2 separate regions of the Homo sapiens genome follow, and region 2 is linked to region 1. The links are chromatin loops, found by intact Hi-C in ENCODE. Cell type or tissue: Caco-2. All regions are shown on one strand. Links, peaks and the distances in the headings refer to the core of each region. The heading gives the core; the rest is flanking DNA.

Region 1 (10,297 bases), core at 2,051-7,050:
GGGGCTAGGAGGAGTCCACAAACATTCCAAGAGAGAAGTATTGAAGGTACATTGTCTAGACTGGGAACAGAATAAATACCAGGAACTAAAATCCAAGGGATCATTTGAGATGTGAAGCCAGATAGCACAAATTTTGATTTTAGAGATGTTTACATGGGAGGTTGGAGGTTCTTCAAGACTTTCACAGACCATGTATTTTAACACACATTTGTAGTCAGCCCTTTTTTTAGGTCTTGTAGCTTCTTTTACTTTTTCCTAATTAACTGAAGTCCATACTTTATTTGGATTTCCTTAGTTCTAGCATTGCATTGTTCCTTTTTAAAAACCTTTTATTTTAAGTTCAGGGGTGCATGTGCAGGTTTGCTACATAGGTAAACTTGTGTCATGGGGGTTTGTACAGATTATTTCATCACCCAGGTATTAAGCCTCATACCCTTAGTAATTTTTTCCGATTTTCTCCCTTCTCTCACCTTCTACCCTCTGATAGGTCCCAGTCGTGTTGTTCCCCTGTATGTGTCCATGTGTTCTCATCATTTATCTCCCATTTGTAGAACATGCAGTATTTGGTTTTCTGTTCCTGTGTTAGCTGAGGATAATGGCCACCAAATCCATCCATGTATCTGCAAAAGACATAATCTCATTTTTTTTAATTGGCTGCATCGTATTCCAAGGTGTATATGTGCCACATTTTCTTTATTCAGTCTACCATCGATGGGCATTTAGGTTGATTCCATGTCTTTGCTATTACGAATAAATGTGGCAATAAACATACATGTGCATGTGTCTTAAAGTCATATTTTTTGTTGTGCTTCCTTTTGCAACTCCCTTTTAGAAATAGATGTTGTGACTCTTCTCAGTTTTTCTCCTTCCATCTTTTCCTCATTCTTGAGGTCTGATGTAGAAACATTGCTGGTCCACAGTAAAATTCACATTGAAAATCTGCTCTGGAGGATGTGATTCTCAAAATTTTTAAAGCTATGCTTGTGAAGTGTTGGGTTGGGTGTGTTTCTAAATGTTCTTTGCCAGCTGAGATCTGGATGTGATCTCTGAGATTTGGTTTCAATCTCCTTAGTAACAGAAGAATTCATCCTTCCCCATGCGAGAGTCATTTCTTATGAAACTCATCAACATTCTGTGTCAAAGAAAATGTAAGTAGTTGAGGTAATGTTTTCTTATCAGCTAGGAACAAACTTCTATCCCTACACTGTTACAGAGCCTAACCAGCTTGCTGCCACACGCGCTAGAAGCCAATACTATGACACCAGGATTTTTGGGAAAAATAAAGCCTTCTATTGAAATCTGGCCAACAAGGAGACAGGAATCCAGCTCAAATTTATTCCCTGTGCTGTCTTTAAGGCAGTAATTTGATTAGACAAGATTTAGGTGGTGGAATCTGGGATTAATAGGTGATTGGTGGAAGGAAAGGGAGGTCTGGAAAATCCTTGGGCATGCTCAGTTATCTCTTCACACTACCTCATGGATAACATGTGCAAATTTGGGGAGGAGTTAGTATGAAACATGCAGTGCAAATTCGGGTTGTGACATCAGCAAGCTGGTTCTGTGCAGAATCTAGTTGGCCATATTGATTGCAACCAATTTTAGCTAGTTGTGTTATCTTGCAAGCAGACACAGTTTCAGTGGTTTTGCAAGTTCTTTCTTTTCTTATCTATCATCCTGCAAACTCAAGAATTTCTGTTAGTCGTTGGTGTGTTTAACTCTTTGGGGCATAGTTTCAACACTATTCCTAAATATTAGGTTGATGCAAAAGTAACTGTGGTTTTTGCCTTACTTTTAACTACAAAAACTGCAATTACCTTTGCACCAACTTACTACATTCAATGACCTCACGTAAGAAGCAGAGGTAAATTTTCCAGTCTGTTAACTCTGCAATTAATGGAAAACTAATGGAAAACATTTTGGACAGCTTATTCCTCCATGTAAATGTTTAACACTATTAATTATTTCTGGATTATTAGTCAGAGTTCTCCAGAGGGATAAAACTAATAGGGCATATGTATATATGAAGGGGAGTTTCTTGAGGAGAGCTGACTCACATGATTACAAGGTGAAGTCCCATGATATGCTGTCTGCAAGCTGAGGAAGAAGGAAGCCAATAGTGGCTCAGTCAGAGTTCAGAAGCCTCAAAAGCAGGGAAGCTGATAGTATAGCCTTCAGTCTGTGGCTGAAGGCCTGAGAGCCCCTGGAAAACCACTGGTGTAAGTCCAAGAGTCCAGAAGCTGAAGAACCTGGAGTCTGATGACCAAGGGCAGGAAGCATCCAGCACGGGACAAAGAAGAAAGCCAGAAGACTCAGCAAGCCAGCTCATCTCACTTTCTTCTGCCTACTTTGTTGTAGCTGAGCTGGCAGCCAGTTGGATGGTGCACACTCACATTGAGGGTGAGTCTTCCTCTCCCAGTCCACTGACTCAAATGTTGATCTCCTCTGGCAACACCCTCACAGACATACCTAGAAACAATACCAGCTATCTAGGCATCCTTCAATCCAATCAAGTTGACACCTAATATTAGCCATCACACTGATGATCAGATTTTCAAAAACATGTTGTATTAGAAATTTGGCTGTATTTCTATGACTATTCTTTTATGAAAACTGTCTCACCAAGATATTGCAATACATCTCCATGGGCAGTTTCTTACAATGCCCACATGTAGTGACAGTTTATTTCTTTATGTTTATTTTTCCATTCATTAATTTTTTGAAGAGAAAGACTAAATTTAATACAAACTCACTAGTTCAATTCAAGTAGAGGTGATTGTTCAGAAGAAAACTTGGAAAAAGATGAGTGTTTTAGAGACTGTGGAACCAATATGAGAAGGAGCTCAGTCAAAAACTCTGACTCTATTTCTGACTGGAAGACAAAATGGTGGCCGAGACCGTCTCTGCCTCTCCCTTTTCTCTCTCTGGTTTGGTAGGACTATTTCCGGATTTTATCTGTTATCATCTAGGCTAAAGTTTAAATTCCCCAGAAAAGCTTCTTTTATAGGGTTGGGGAGAAATGGTGAAGCCCATCTCAATGTGGAATTAAAGATGTGTGAGTCATCTCAGAACTTCAAATCCTACATTTAATATGGAGATTGTATATCACAAAAACAATGTTCAGAGGCATTGGTAGAGTTGCTATCTAGATATAAGAACTGGGAAGTAACACAGAGGGAAGTAGAAACAAAGCAAGCTTGGTAGGAAGCAAGAAATTCCCAACACACAGATACTTTGGGCAGTGTAAGAAGTATCTTTATTCAATCATTAGATTTGCCCGAGATGTGTCAACTTCAAAGAAATGTGGGAAACTCATTTCTCTCTGATGTGGAGGAATTACTTATATTTAACAGAATCCCAGAGTTTTGTTTTATTGCACTTATAGTTCATTTGAAACACTTTCCTGTGTACTTTTAGAATTAGAGTTGCATCTGCCTGAGAATAATTAAGAGTGCCGGCATTATAATACTACTGCTGAAGCAATGGTTTTGAATGTTTTAGTTCATTTCACCTTAGTATTCAGTGAAAATGAATGACTAGAAAATGGTAAAAGATGGCTGTGTTAATACTAATGATTAATTGCATAGGTTTCATAATCATAACACTGTTGAAGCAAAGATGGGAGACATGAAGGCTGTGAAAACAGCATCCCTTTTACTGTGTTACTTTTACATGAATAATTGTGTATTCAACCATCAGATAAAAAGGAACAAACTTTAAAACTATGACTCTGGGTAACAATGCAAATATAGGATTCCTGTGTCATATGTTATACTAGAATAAAGTCAAAATTGATCAAATAATTATTTAAAAAGTTAAAGCATGTGGGGAATTTTTTTATTATTCAAAGTAAAAAAGGTCTTTCTAACTGATATAAAGGCCAGAACGACTCAAAGTAAAGGCTAATTTTCTCTATTACAAAAGTAATCTGTACTGCATGATCGATGATGAAGCAGAAAGTGAATATTGGCAACTCATACTAAAGACAAGTAATTCTTATAATTAATTTTATATATTTCTGAATATACAAAAAAATCCAAAGCACTTCAAGAAAGAATCAAGTAAAAAATAAAAATGTAATAGGAAAATGGCAAAGGAGCCATCATTTCTACTTAAAGTTAGAGGTAAAAACAAATACATGCAACAGTAATATATATTTTGTCTTCTTGTTTGTTTAAATAAATAAAAATAGTCTATTTTGATAGAAAAGAAGCTAAAACTGCCATGACTAAACCCTAATTTTCAGCGTGTTTGCCTAGAGATTCAGAATCCTAAAACCCGTCAGTTGCTGACACCATAGGTATATTATAAGGTAGATTACTTACCAAAAAACTATGTGTCAAAATTCAGGGAGACTGCAAATATCTGTGGTAGAGATGAAAGTGTTCTGATTAGGAATAAATAATGTATTTCCAGACAATTATTAAATGTCACATAAGCAACAGAAAGGCAACTCAAGATACCAATCTCTTTGATACAGATTAAAAAAATTTTTTTTTGTTTAAAATGATGGGAATAAATCACAAACATATAGATAGCTTCCATTTGACCAGGATGTAGCAGTTAAATGTTTCCAGATGTCACATGTAAAAGATGGATTACTAATATAAAATTTAAAACCCTATCAGTAAGAATCATATACATACCTTTTCAATTTAGTTTGTATTATTCTTCAGGTTATACCAGTCCTAGCTGTCTGGAGTTTATGGGAAAAGCAATGAATCATATAATGCAAACATGAAAGAGATCTAGGAATTATCTAGCTGTTTTTTATTAATATTGCATGTGCTATTTAATGTGAATTTCAAGTCAAAACTTTATAAACATCTTTTACATGCATCATATTTATCCTCACATTAACTGAAAAGTAGGTACACTCAGCAATACCACTACTACATTACAGGTGAGGAAACTGACCACAGAAGTAAAAAACCTGTAGCAGAGGCTGTCAGTTGCCTGCCTATGTCTCCTCTGGAGTACCCTTTCCTGTGTACAGTAATCACATGGCTTCCAGCTGGAGGCACCTGCGATTGTTTGCTTGCAGGCTTTTTCTGACTGCTGGGAGCGCTGGGGAGTAAACTCACCCCAGGAGCAGGACTTAAGCAAAGACAGAAGCTGGTGAATACATACCCCAGCTTCTTTGCCTGCCTGGTAGAATAAACTCCAAGGTGTGTTCTACACAGTCTACCAAAATTCCTCAGCAGGATTGACCCCATTTGCACAGGGGAGTAACCTGCTTAATAACGCCCCCTCTGTTGTCTTCCTTCCCTTCCCTATCACACTTCCCCACGCCCCTAGAAGTGCTTCCTGGGATCCCCTCTAATAAACAATTTGCCTGCAAATACTTTTCTCAGGGTTTGATTCTGGGGGAACCCAATTTAAGGCAAAAACCCATCTAAGAACATACATTTTGTGTGCAGCTAAGGCAGGAGTAAAATCTCCAGGTCTCTTGATTACCAATCTAGAGGGAGTTTTTTTGTATTACCTTTAGTTTTTCTCCCAAACAAAATATATTTTGAAAAACTAAGACACCGCTGCTTTTTACAAACATAAGTATTTACCAGTAATTAAAATACCAAAATGCTGGACCTTTTTGGGATTTAATTTACTCTTATGTTTTTATCATCTCAAAGACTTTAAATATAAATCTTTCTCTCTACCATTGACCTCTGTTACTCATAAAGTACCTCACTATCTTACATGTTGTTTACATTAGATAAAATTGCAATTACTCACTGACATTAATTACATGCTTTACAATGATGATAATTTAAAAACCTTGTTAGTTAATTTTGTGTTGATCAAACACAATTTCTGTTAGACCACTACCAAATGTGATGTAGAATGTTTTTCCTTGATTTATGTTGCTGTTTTTGTCACTAATTATTTTCATGTTATGTGCAATCAAAATTTATAAAATTGGAAAAGGAAAGTTTTAACTGGCTGCATCCCCCAAAGAGACAGGAAAAGTGTACCTTTTTCCTGGTGGACCTTGAGACATGTTTACATGATACTTTGAGTAGTGCTGAAACTTATATTTCATTATTTTGTATTTCTTAAATTGTTTTGCATGTCAATATGACATGTTAATTGTCAAAGAAAAGTCATATGAAATGTCAGCTTACCCAATATCACATTTTATAATAATTAACTGGTTGGGCATTGATGAAATGTTCATTTCCTAGAGGATCCTGAAACCATAAGACTCAGTGTCCCCAGTGTCCTCTTTTTTCTGCTTTACCTGTTTTGATTTTAGAACCCTTGAGAAATGTATACAGAAACATTGTTCCCAGAAAGAGATATTCTGCTTTGGAGCACCTCCATTCTATACTTCACTAATCACACAGCTTACATGGCTACCACATTCTCCAGCCAGACAGACTCCACGAATCCAAAAAATTGTAGGTTTATGTACATGAAACAATCTAGGTGTCTAAGAGACATTTTATAGATTGGGACTTTCTACTAGTAAACATCATAAGCTTTTTATAAAAGGGGTTGGTCAAGGTTATTCATTTACACTGGAGTTTGGATAGAGCAGAGAGGAAATACTTACGGGCCAATTTTGAAATCAACAATGCTATTATCCCCATCAGTGGATTTTTAGAAATTACTTTTTTGGATACATTTGATTTTCTTTTATCATTTATACTTCCTTACAAAACAGAGATGCAGGTATTACTTCTTATCTAGGAAAGTAAGCCAGGCTGCATATCCCAAGACATTGATATCCATTTTACCTCTTAAGTGTTTGATACCTACGTGACCAGTGAGTTTCTATGCCAAAGGCAATGATTTCTCATTAATCAATTCACTATATGATTCAAAATTTGAGTCAAAGTTCTCTGTGCTTTGTTTCCTTCAGGGAAGAAAAAAAAGAAAGGGAAATGAATCATTCTAAGAGCCCAGGGAAAGTTTCACACTGTGTAACATAGATTCTTGAAGACAAGGGCTTCGGAATCTTTGTGTTTTTGAGTAACATAAATAGTTCAAATCTAGACTAATGATTTATTGACCCAATATTTATAATCATGAATAGACAAGGTCATAGAAAGGCATAAGGACAGAACGCACTCAAGGAGTATGTTTAGCCTATTTGGCAAGAGGAACTACAAAGTCATATGGCAACTGGAGTGAATATGAAAGATAGTGGGTATGAAGAGTTGGGGTCATCATTGCAATATACCAGTGTCCTCATGATGATTTTCTCTTATTCAGCACTTATGATTTATACTTACAAAGTAAATAATTATATTTTTATTCCTTTTTATCTTTCATGTATGATAAAAACATCTTTTTTATAATATCTAGCTAGTTTTTGGAAGGGTTAGTCGTTTCTAAAAGGAGCAAAGTTCTTTTCCTCTGAATATTTAAATGGTTAAAATATCATTTAAATAAATGTTTATATAATGGCCTGAAGCTGCTACATCCTTCTATTCAAGTCTGGAATTGGCTCAGAACCTACATAACACTAAGTTTGTAGACGTAGATCATCAGTGACCCCAGAGGGATAAGATGGTGCCTGTAAAAGTACATAGATTAAGAAAAGGAAAATCTACTTCAGAAGGGGTGATTCACTAATGTGGGTAGTCATATTCCATGGTTGTAGAGGCTGGGAAAAAAGAGTGAGAATGTAAATTTTTAAAAAGAGAATTTAAAAAACTGTGAAAGATGAGATTTTATCCTACTTGCAAGCTGACAAGGTGGCCTGCCAGTTTCATGGCTGCTATCATAAACAGGAGCCTCTTGAGGCAGAGACAAAGGACTTTATTATTATGATATCAAAATATTTGCATCAGTTCCCCTTGCCTCCAAGCCCCAAGCCCCAAGCCCCAAGCCCCAGAGGGGTGATGTGTATGAGCCCAGATGAAAGCCTGCATACCAGGAGGTTGCATCACAGGAGGAGAACCCTGAGCCTAAGCTCACATCTTTTTTTTTTCTTTGAGATGGAGTTTCACTCTTGTTGCCCAAGCTGGAGTGCAATGGGGTGATCTTGGCTCACTGCAACCTCTGCCTCTCGGATTCAAGAGATTCTCCTGCCTCAGCCTCCCGAGTAGCTGGGATCACAGGCATGTGCCACCACACTCGGCTAATTTTTTTTTTTTTTGTATTTAGTAAAGATGGGGTCTTACCATGTAAGTCAGTCTGGTCTCGAACTCCCAGCCCCAGGTGATCCACCCACCTCAGCCTCCCAAAGTGCTGGGATTACAGGCGTGCACCATTGAGCCTGGCCCAGCTCAAATCTTTTATAACAAACAGTAGGCATATCAGCCCTGTGGTCCAGATGGAGACATTATCTTATCTTCCAAGGCTGTTTGCCATGCAGAATCTTTGAAAAGATATCCTAGAACAAAATGTCAGTGCCTCTGCTTGTAAGCTGTGCAGAAACCGAAGAGATCCTATAAAAAAGTTGTCTACTAACAGGAAAGAAACCTCAGCAGAGTGACTGGGGAGAAGTCTCTCTGATAAATGGAGGAGTAGTTCTATTTTTGCTCAAAGTAAAGGTCAGTCCAAGGTCTTGTGATGGTTAATTGTATATTTCAACTTGACTGGCTATGGGGTGCCCATATATTTGGTCAAACATTATTCTAGGTGTTTCTGTGAGGGTGTTTTGGGTGAGATTAATATTTTAATCAGAGAGATTGGAGTAAAGCTGATTGTCCTCTCTAATGTGAGTGGGTCTCATCCAATCAACTGAAGTCTCGAATAGCGCAAAGAAGCTGACCTTTCCACAGAGTAAGAGATAATTCTTCCTTCCTTCAGATGAACTGAAACATTGGCGCTTCCTCAATTTCAAGCCTCCTAACCTTCAGACTGGAGCTACATCACTGGCTTTCCTGCATTTCCTACTTATTAACTCACCCTGTAGATCTTGGGACTTAACCTCCATAATTCCTTATAATTCCTTATAATAAGTCTCTTCAGATGTGTGGAGTGTGTGTGTGTGTGTGTGTGTGTGTGTGTGTGTGTGTGTATTTCTCTGGAGAACCCTAATTCAGGGCTTAATAATAGGTAACTAGGAGTAGAAAACTTTTATTAAGGGCATACTGTATGTCAGTCTCTGTTCAAAGTTTTCAAATTTAACTTTCTAAATTCACCAACAACCCCATGAAATAGGTATCATCATTATTTTTGTCTTACTGATTAGAAAAAATGAGGAACAGAGAGGTCAGTAATCCTTCTCTATAACACACAGCCAGAAGAATACAAACCAGTCTAAATTCATAAAATGTGCTGTTAAACACTATACCATACTGTCTTTCAACACAAGGTAACATGCAGTTATGCATCAACTGACAACAATATATTCTGAGAAATGCATTGTTAGGCAATCGTCCTTGTGTGAATATCATAGAGCATACTCACACAAAACTAGATGGTATAGTGTACTGCACACCTAGGTTGTATGGTATAGCCTATTGCTCCTAGGCTATAAACCTGTACAGCCTGTTCCTCTACTGAATACTGTAGGCAATTATAACACAATGATAGGTATTTGTCTATCTAAACATAAACATAGAAATGGCACAGTAAAAATATATTATAATCTTATGGGACCACCATCATACATGCAGTAGGCAGGATTCATGTCTGCCATTGTGCTATTTGTTTTCTATATGTCTTATATCTTCGTTGTTCCAATGTTTCTCTATTTTTGCCTTTTTTGGTATTATACAGAGGATTTATATTTCATTGAGTCCCCTTGTTTCTTTTACTATATATATTTTTAGTTATTTTCTAGGTGATTGCTATGGTGGTTATAATTAAAATCCCAACTTAAAACAATCTAGCTCAGTTTAACATCAACTTTATTTCAATAATATATAAAATGTTTGCTCAAATATAGCTCAATTTCCTCCTCACTTGTGCTACTAATTTTATACCCGCTATATCTTTAACATTTAGGCTTATAAACTAGTGTTTATAATTGCCTTCTTCTGTTGTGTTTTAAATTTAACATATTTTTATATTTAACAAATTTTAAATGTACAATACAGTAATGTTAACTATATGTATAATATTGTACAGCAAATCTCTAAAACTCATTCATTATGCATAAATGAAACCTTATATCTTTAAATAGCAACTTCCAATTTTCCCTCCCCGCCAGCCACTGGCAACCACCATTCTACTCTCTGCTTCTACAAGTTTAACTATTTTAGGTTTCACATATGTGAGATCATACAGTATTTATCTTTCTGTAAATGGCTTATTTCCCTTAGCATAATGTCCTCTAGGTCCAACCATGTTGTCACATAATGCAGGATTTCTCTATTTTTTAAGGCTGAGTAATATTTCA
Region 2 (10,297 bases), core at 2,276-7,275, 78 kb before region 1:
GCTAAAATTATGACAGTTCTAAGCTAAGAATTCTGAAGTACTTTTCCTATATTATGAAGTTGATTTAATCTCAAAAATCACAGCTGAGACTCAAGAATATCTTTCTGTTCACTAAGAGTTACCTTTTTGTTTCATTATTATAATTTAGTGTTATCACAATTCCCTTGAAGGCTCTTAACTTACTCACAATCTACTAGTGTATCTGAAAGTTTTCATAAAATGTCAAGAATTGGATTTGAAATAAATAATTTACTTATTTTAATCAATAATTTAGAGAAGGCTGAGTTAAGAAGGAGAAAAACTAAAAAAGCAAGTGGAAAACTAAAGGAAAGAAAAAATAGAATTATAATGAAAAGCTCCAAGGTATAGTTTTCAATTCAGAAGAGGGGAATATCTCAAGAGACAAGAAGATACACCTCAAGAATATAGAGCTCCTAGGAGAGAGATTTGGCCCTCCTGGGAATAAGAATGTGGAAGGCCTGTGTGGATAATTGTGTGATGTGTAACACCAGGTAGTTAGATTGCCAGTGGCACCGGTTCAGAGGATCAACTTGAAGCACACACAGAAATCCTGGAAATCCAGGAGCTTGGATTATACACAGTGAACCCAAGTTGATATGTTTTAAAACCTGGATTCCAAGGACAGTGATTATTTCACTTAGAATGCCAAAGACCAGAGCTCTGTAAGCATGATTAACATTCAGGAAAAAAACTAATTTAATATCTGCATTGGAAGTAAATAATAAACACAAAATCATGAGCAAAGGTGGTAGTGATTAATGGGGGAAATTTATTCATCACAGGTTGGCAAGTGGTACGAGAGCATTCCAATGGTCTGTGCCAAGGTTGAGCGTGGGTGTGGAATAATGTCAAGAGCTGAGGCTGCAAAGGAGGCCGGGCCAGACCCTGAAGGGGCTTCTAAGCCTCACTAAAGAATTGACACCTAATCTTGCAAGGGATGACAACCAAAGGTTTAGACATTGGAAAGTGAAGGAATCAGGTTTTTCATTTGGAAAGATCTCAGGGCTTCGTTGAAGCTGGCAGTGGGTAACCACTGTGGGTGTCTGCTGGGTGGGGGTTTAAGCCACAGTGATATGAAGTGGAAAGGACATGGGGCTGAGAGAGTTAGGGCTTGGAATTCTGAGCACTGTCCCTTCACACTTGGCATACACATTTTCCTCATTTCCATGACCTGGTCCCTTCTTCCTCCCCCATCTCATGTCATCTCATCTTCTCCCTCCTGCTGCCTCAGCTCCACACAATGGCTTTCTTTAGTTTCCTGAACATGCTACACTGTTCCCACCTCAGGGCCTTTGCCTGTGCTGTTCTGTATGCCTGCCATACTGTTCCCCCTGCTTGTCCATTCTTCCTTCAGGTCCCAGCTTACGGACAACCTCTTCAGACATCCCTTTTCTGACCACTTGACAGTGTCACAGTGGTTACAGCATAGGCTCTGGGCGAGACTGCCTTCGTTAGCATCCCAGGTCTGCCCTGTTGTTGAGCGTGCAGGCTGAAATTTTATGGTACAGGCTGGCCTTGGGCAAGTTATTTAAACTCACAATCCCCTTTTGCCATCTAAAAGATGGGAATAATAGTGTAGATTACGAGAGTTAATCACTGGGCTGCATTAGGAACAGTGGCTGCCACACAGCGCTGTAAGCATTAGCTATTATCATTTTTACTTTTCACGTGTTAATAACTTGCCCACACTCCAGGTAGATTTCTCCTACTCCCTGCAACACATTAACTTAAAAAATGTCTCCATAAAGTCATAAAAATAATGTTGGTTTCTGGACAGCAATAAAGCTAACACATTCTACCTTGTATATCAGGAAGTGGCTGTTCAGACCTGAGGGGACTCCCAGGGATGATCTGGCTTCCCAGACTCCACGATCCCCTAGGATGACACCATGATTGCTTCTCTGTTTGTGCATAGGCACTTCTGATTACAGAATGTCCACTCTCCTTGTATCCCATAAAACCTGGCATACCATTGGTGTGACTATTTTTTAAAAGGCTATAACGTTATCTACCCAAAATGGTATAATTATTAACTCTTGTTGGTAGGAGTAGAGCTTATTTTTACCCTTTTGTTAAACATTTTAGTATTCTCCATTTTAGGTGTATCAGAAGGCTTTACTTCATAATCGAGAAATCGATATTTACATTTTGAAAAAGTTATTAAGCTCTCACTTTTGTAATTTTCCAGGTAAACCATTCCATGATTCACCTTCTATTCAAACACAATAAAACACGAGGTGAGAAAAGTATAACATAATGTTATTTTCACTTTTTCTTCCTATGTGAGGTCCTGTTATTAAATGCAATAAATATTTGATTAAAAAGAAACGTCTTCCTAAGTACATTCTATGATCTTCCCCGTGACTTGCTGGCAAACCAGGCAGACAGTAAGTTAGCACCCCTGTGGTGAACCTGACGGGCGCCCGAGGTCTCTTCTCTCCAGGTCTGCGTGAAGATGTAAAGACAGGGAAAGCTCTGCCACACCAGTACATGATTTGTCTGTCCAGCCCATTTGAGATGCACATGGACACAGTATGAAGGACCAAGGAGGTCTGCCCTTTCTTGGGAATGATGCCAAATGTGTCGCAGTAGTTACAGCATAGATTTTGGGCCAGGCTGTCTTTGTTAGCATCCCAGGCCTGCCCTTCTGTTGAATGTGCAGGCTGAAATTTTACTGGGCAGGCTAGGCTTGGGCAAGTTTTAAAAAGTCAGGGTCCACTTTTGCCATCTATAAAATGGGAATAGACTGGGCATGGTGGCTCATGCCTGTAATCCCAGTGCTTTGGTAGACATAGGCAGGAGGCTCGCTTGAGGCCAGGGGTTCAAGACCAGCCTGGGCAACAAAACAAAACCCCTTATTCTTTTTCCCATAATGACTGTGCCTACTCACACTCATACTAACAGGGTACACATTTTTTTTTCTCTCCACATCCTAGCTAACATTTATCTTTTGTCTTTTTGAACTACCAACGGCCATTAAGCCATTCTTTGTTTGTTTGTTTTTTTGAGACAGGATCTCACTCTGTCACCCAGGCTGGAGTGCAGTGGTGCAATCATGGCTCACTGTAGCCTTGATCTCCTGGGCTCAAGTGATCCTCCTGCCTCAGCCTCCTGAGTAACTAGGACTATAGGCATGTGCCACCATGCCCGGCTAATTTTTGTATTTTTTGTAGAGATGTGATTTTGCCATGTTGTCCAGGCTGGTCTCAAACTCCTGGGCTCAAGCAATCCACTCGCCTCTGCCTCCCATAGTGCTGGTATTACAGGTGGGAGCCACCATGCCCAGCCATATGAAGCCATTCTAACAGGTATGAGGTGTTAGCTTGTGGTTTTGATTTGGATTTCCCTGATAATTAGTGATGATGATCACTTTTCACATACTTGTTGGCTATTTGTAAGTCTTTTTTTTTTTTTTTTTTTTTTTTTTTTTTTTGTGATGGAGTCTCACTCTGTCACCCAGGCTGGAGTGCAGTGGTGCGATCTCAGCTCACTGCAACCTCTGCCTCCTGGGTTCAAGCGATTCTCCTGTCTCAGACTCCCGAGTAGCTGATATTACAGGCACGTGCCACCATGCCCAGCTAATTTTTTTTATTTTTAGTAGAGATGGGATTTCGCCACGTTGGCCAGGCTGGACTCAAACTCCCGACCTCAGTGATCCGCCCGCCTCGGCCTCCCAAAGTGCTGGAATTATAGGCATGAGCCACCGCAGGGCCAACTCCTTTTTTTTTAAAAAAATATTTTAATGCATTTTGGTAGCAAACTGACAGGAACAGTGCAAAAACAACATTAAAAACATGTACTTGCATGTAGGATTTCTGAGAAAAGTATAGTGAGTGGATGGAATTTACTGTATGATAAAAGTGCTACAAACACCAGTTAGTTGCTGTCAAGAAATTTTTTTTTTTTAAAAATCCAAATGCTGGCATTGTTCAGAAAAATTTAACAGGTCTATTTATAACTGCTATAAAGGTGAACTGCTGAAACTTGTTCAGCTGAAACATTTGGTGTGCATTAATACTTTGTTTCCATGCATTTATATTACAAATTCACACAAAAACAAAAATGGAAAAACTGCCAATACGTGATTTCTATTCCCTATTTTTTCACTCACAGTCATTTACTTAGGTGCCTTTTGACTCCATGGGGGCAGCGGCAGGGGGAATCTAACGCTCAGAAATACCAATAAAAGGAAGAAGAGCTTTTCATTTTTTTTTCTTTGAGAATGAAATGTTTCCCATCATAGTGGATTGTCAAGCAAGTTCTCCATGAATGCAGCATGGATGTCTTTTGGCATAATTGTTACACATTTGGCCTGGATTGCACACAGCTCGGTGTCTCCAGAGAGGCCAACCTGATAGACGTCACTTTTCTCCTGCAAAGCACCAGCAGCTGTGCTCTGGATGTGTTGATCTGTTTTGAAGTCCTTAGCAGTTTCTTGCACCAGATGCTAGGAGAAAAGTTTATGGATTAGGCATTCAGTGGACTTCTGATAACATCTAATTTCACCAAGCGCCTTGGTATCCAGCCTGTTAACGGTGAAGTTTCTTCACCCCTCCAGTAGATGGCACACTGGCCTTTGTAGTTTTTTTGCAGGTTGCTTTGAGGGCAATCTGCATGGCATAGAGACCTCCTAACTCATTCCACTTGGGCTTGGTGAGCTAGAGCTGTATGTCTTCTTTTGAGAAACGTCTATTCAGCTCCTTTGCCCATTTTTAAATTGGGTTGTTTCTTGGTATTCAGTTGTCTGAGTTCCTTATATAATTTGGATATTAGCCCCTCATTGAATACATTAATTTTTATTGAATACATTAAATACATAAATATTGCAAATATTTTCTACCATTTCACAGGTTGCCTTTTCACTCTATTGATTGTTTCCTTTGCTGTGCAGAGGCATTTTAGTTTAATGCAATCCTGCTTGTTAATTTTTGTTTTTCTTGCCTGTGCTTTTGGTACCTATTTCTAAGTATTTTATTCTTTTTGTTGTTATTGTAAATTGATTTTGTTCTTATTTTTTTTGGATAGTTCATTGTTTGTACAATTTGTTCAACATTTCAGCCAAATTCTTCTTATCAGCTAGCTTTTGGCATCTGTCCCAGGGAAGAAAGTGCTTACATTCCATCCTCCTTGGAGATGTCAGACTTTCCTTAAATTTCGGGTTAATTGGTCATCCTGTAACTTTGTTCTCTGATGCATTTTAAAAAGTTAAAAAAATTTTTGTCAGATTATCCAGCATTTGTTTGTTATAATAGCAAACAAATGGTGGGAGCAAGTTTTCTTTTCTTTTCTTTTTTTTCCCCCTAGCTTTCTACTATTGGGGAAATATAATTTAATACAAAAATCTTCTCCTAACCTAAAAATCTTCTCCACAAAGGTAATACAGAAGAAAAACACTTTTAGTATTAAGTTACTCAACCAGAATGTGGTGTGCACTACACGCAATCTGCTAAGAGATTGCAAAGAGAAAGAAATCTCACTCCTTTTTATAGCCAAGCAGTTACAACTCATTATATACACGTTTTCAAGAGACACAATAACTAGTTCTCAAGTAAAAGGGACTTGACAATACTATATGCTACACATGATTCATCCTAACTTTACCTGGTAATTGGGGTGACCACCTGTTGTGGCTAAGTAGCTTTATTGGAGGAAAAACAAGCTTGTCATTTCTTTATGTCAGGAGGAAGTTTTGCAACTTCAAGATAGGTGCCTACAGAAGTTAAGCTTCTATCCTACAAAAACTGAGAGACAGGGATGCTATCTCTCTTGATGTTAGCATTTCAAAAAGATGGTTCCTAGGTCCTTGCGAAAGACATTCCTGGGCCATAAAGCTGACCAAAGGCCTATCTAATCTTCAAAAGGATTTATAAACATTTCAAAGAGATGAGAAAGTACATACAAGTTTTCTAAGGTAAATGCTCTAAGAAAAAGGAGGAAAGTGAAATCTCTTCCCCCATTTTCAACAGGGAGAATGAAGACTCTTATTTTTAAATTTGTATTTGGCCTCACACCGTCTCCTATGCAGCAGCTGACATCTCTAGGCTAATCTGATAATGAAATGGTCTTGCAGTGATTTCCAGCAAAACTCTCCTATATATTTTCCTCCTGGGATTTCAGGCCACATTATTAGGGACCATGAAGCCTACATACCTCATATTACTTTAGAACCTGTCTGTAAAGGGAGAAATAAGCCCAGAACTTAACCACCATGTGTGCAGAGGGTGGTGCTCCTTCTTCTGAGTTGTTCTGTGTGGTGAAGCCAGGAAGGATGAAGATAATAATAACAACAACAAACACGACATAGTTCTTACAATATACTGAGCAGTGTTTTAAGTGTTTTATGTACATCAATGTATCTAATCCGACCAATAACTCTAAATAAGGAAACTGCCCAAGAATACCCAATATTAAGTGATGGAGCCGGGTTCTGACTTCAGCATCAATGTCCCTACCCAATGAACTCCATGCACTTATAATAAAATCTAACATCTCTGATAATCCAGCAAAGATGGCTCACTGATGCTTGTGCCTCTTTACATGCCACACCCTGGCTATGTTGCTTTCCAGTCAGTTGCTTGACCTTGTCTGCCTGTGTTTTTCTCAGGGCTGTTCTACATGCCCCACTGTACTTTTAGAAGGTTGGAATGTGCTTCCTTCTGTGCCTCATTTGAAATACTACTTTTTCTTTGTGACCTTGATGCCGTCCAATCTAAATTAGATTACCAATTGTAATCTACAGGGCACAGAAAGGCTTTTTCTTTTCAACATCACAGTATATCATGTCTTTCATTGTTGAATGTCCATCTTTTTCACCGAACTGCAAGGTTTATGTAAACAAGAACCATTTTTTTTCTAAACTTATGATACCTAGAGCTTAGCTAGTTTCCTGGCACAGAATGACCACTCAATAAATACTTGTTGGAAAAACAAAACATGCATATAAAATAGATATCATGGGGAACTGGGAAGAGGAAAGAGGCAAAGTAAGAGCACAAAGCAAGTAAAATTAAAGAACTTGTGAGTTCATTTTATGCAATCTTTTCAATTTCTAGAGGAGAAAACTACAGCTCACGCAGATATAGGTCACACGACTAGTATGATGAAACAGACTTTAACATGTGTTTTGTGGCCATGTTCTTTTCACTTGCTTTCTAAAACCTGTCAAACTGTGTCTTGAATTTATGGGAAAAATCTTTCCATTTATATAGCTATGTGCATAGTTTTAAAAATAGGTTAATTTTAGGATATAAAGTTGTTTTTTAGTCATGCATTACATGTGGCATGGTTTTAAGTAAATATATGCATCATATATGCTAACAAAGAAACTATTTGCCCAGAATTTGAAATCCAAATTAGATCCCTTACTTAATTCTGTCTTTGGCTATTATAATACTGTAGATTCTATTAATTTGATGTTTGTATATCTAGGAGTAAAATTAGATAAATTATGGTCAGAATTTCTAAGCAATATATGAGGTAAACTAAATTTAAGAGAGTAAAGGAATTTGTTAAGTATGAGCAGTCAGGAGAAGTCATGTCAAGATAACTGATTTTTAGAGATAACCATAGACTGCAGTATAAGTTTGGAAGGAATCACTTAATTTTGGAATTGTAGGGTCTATAATTATAGCATTGTTGTTTTCTGTTTTGTTAAAGTGTGTTAAAATTATGTTTAAGAGAACTAGAGTCATTGGAAAATACTAAATTTTGTTCTGAAAATAAATGTCCCCAAATGTAATCATTTATCAGACACCTGTGTCATCTTGATGTTGATTTGAGGATGATTTTTTAATTCTTCCCTGTAAGATCAAAATATAAGAGAAATATTTCCTAATTAACAAAAGAACGTGATGCTTTGTTTTGGTTCTGGGCCTCCTGGAGCATCATGAGAAGGCATAGGGATGCTCAGCCTGAAGAGCAGGAGATGCTGCAGGCAGGACAGCTGGCCTGAAAGAAGTGGGAAAGGTGAGATTGGTTGAGTCAATACATTTTGACCAAGCTGGGGCACTGACTGAGACATAAGCACCTGCATTTGCACTGATGTCAACCAAGAGGCACTATAACAGCTGAAACAAAATAAAACCAGAGACACAAAAATACAGATTGGGAAATTGAGCAGACTTACTCTTGGGTACTTATGAAAGGGCCTTGAGAATGCCAGTATTATGGTGTGGAGAGTTATATGGTACTAGCAGAAACCTGAGATCTTGAATTTACCGGTTAGGGAAAAGAAAAGGAGGAACTGTGGTATTTGTCTTTATGTAAATATTTCCTTCATGCTGTGTTACTCTCCCCATTCACCCATCCTTTCATCCAGCATCCAGTGATAGGTGATCAAACTGTCTTTCTAGGCCCTGCTCAAATTTTATCTTTACCAAAATGTTTTGATATGGTTTGGCTGTGTCCCCATCCAGATCTCATCTTGAATTTCCACATGTTGTGGGAGAGATCTGTGGGAGGTAATTGAATCATAGGGGCAGGTCTTTCTTGTGCTGTTCTCGTGATAGTGAATTTGTTATGAGATCTGATGATTATATAAGGGGGAGTTTCCCTGCACAAGCTCTCTTCTCTTATCTGCCGCCATGTGAGAAGTGCCCTTTCATCTTCTGTCATGATTTGAGGCATCCCCAGCCGCATGGAACTGTAAGTCCATTAAACCTTTTTTTTCTTCCTATTCTCAGGTATGCCTTTATCAGCAGCATGAAAACAGACTAATAAAGTAAATTGGTATCAGTAGAGTGGGGCACTGCTGAGAAGATACCTGAAAATGTTTAAGTGACTTTGGAACTGGGTAACAGGCAGAGGTTGGAACAGTTCAAAGGGTTCACAGACAGGAAAATGTGGGCAAGTTTGGAACTCCCTAGAAACTTGTTGAATGGCTTTGACCAAAATGCTGATAATGGTGTGGACAATGAAATCCAGGCTAAGGTGGTCTCGGATAGAGGTGAGGAACTTTTTGGGAACTGGAGCAAAGGTGACTCTTGTTATCTTTTATCAAAGAGACTGGTGGCATTTTGTTCCTGCCCTAGAGATTTTTGGAACTTTGAATTGGAGGGAAATGATTTAGGTATCTGGCAGAAGAAATTTCTAAGCAGCAAAGCATTCAAGAGGTGACTTGGGTGCTGTTAAAGGCATTTAGTTTTAAAAGGGAAACAGAGCATAAAAGTTTGGAAAATTTGCAGCCTGACAATGCAATAAAAAAGAGAATCCCATTTTCTGAGGAGAAATTGAAGCTGGTTGCAGAAATTTGTATTAGTAACAAGGAGTCAAATGTTAATCCCCAAGACAATGGAGAAAATGTCTCCAGGGCATATCAGAGGTCTTCACAGCAACCCCTTCCATCACAGGCCTGGAGGTTTAGGAGGAAAAAGTGGTTTTGTGGGCTAGGCCCAAGGTCCCTGTGCTGTGTGCAGCCTAGGGACTTGGTGCCTTGTGTCCCAGCTGCTCCAGCCATGGCTGAAAGGGGCCAATGTAGAGCTTGGGCCATGGCTTCAGAGGGTGCAAGCCCCAAGCCTTGGCAGCTTCCATGTGGTGTTGAGCCTGTAAGTATACAGAAGTCAAAAATTGAGGTTTGGAAACCTCTGCCTAAATTTCAGAAAATGTATGGAAATGCTTGGATGTCCAGGCAGAAGTTTGCTGCAAGGGCAAGGCCCTCATGGAGAACCTCTGCCAGGGCAGTGCAGAAGGGAAATGGGGGTTGGAGCTGCCACACAGAGTCCCTAATGGGGCACTGCCTAGTGGAGCTGTGAGAAGAGGGCCACTGTCCTCCAGACCCCAGAATGGTAGCTCCACCAACAACTTGCACCATGTGCCTGGAAAAGCTGCAGACACTCAATGCCAGCTTGTGAAAGAAGCAGGAGGGGGGCTATACCCTGCAAAGCCAAAAGGGCAGAGCTGCCCAAGGCCATTGGAGCTTTCCTCTTTCATCAGCATGACCTGGATGTGAGACATGGAGTCAAAGGATGTCATTTTGGAGCTTTAAAATTTGATTACTTCAGTAGATTTCAGACTTGCATGGGCCCTGTAGCCCCTTTGTTTTGGCCAATTTATCCCATTTGGAATGGCTGTATTTACCCAATGCCTGTACCCCCATTTTATCTAGGAAGTAACTAACTTGATTTTGATTTTACAGACTCATAGGCAGAAGGGACTTGCCTTGTCTTGGATAAGGCTTTGGAATGTGGACTTTGAGCTGTTGCTGAAATGAGTTAAGGCTTTGGGGGCCTGTTGGGAAGGTGTGATTGCTTTTGAAATGTGAGGACATGAGATTTGGGAG

Evidence for each region. Peaks named below come from ENCODE experiments on the same cell type or tissue, not always from the same donor. Only the 100,000 strongest peaks of a DNase experiment are listed, where the experiment ranks them.
Region 2: a loop joins it to region 1, with 2.4 times the contacts of the local background. A loop is called at or near these places in 2 of 110 quality-filtered maps.

Annotation. Positions count from the first base shown.
Region 1 is chr2:208,540,595-208,550,891 of GRCh38, forward strand. It overlaps LOC101927960 (a long non-coding RNA gene), which reads left to right and starts at 2,048. Exons shown (of 6, transcript NR_136588.1): 1 at 2,048-2,397. In Caco-2, for the core only: no CTCF peak of the experiment used is centred there; a DNase peak (open chromatin) is centred at 5,027.
Region 2 is chr2:208,461,967-208,472,263 of GRCh38, forward strand. All of the region lies in intron 9 of PTH2R (parathyroid hormone 2 receptor), which reads left to right. It also overlaps the pseudogene H3P9. Among named protein-coding and RNA genes, the nearest start is that of PTH2R, 60 kb to the left of the region's middle. In Caco-2, for the core only: CTCF peaks have their summits at 4,603 (motif pointing right) and 4,803; DNase peaks (open chromatin) are centred at 4,595 and 5,838.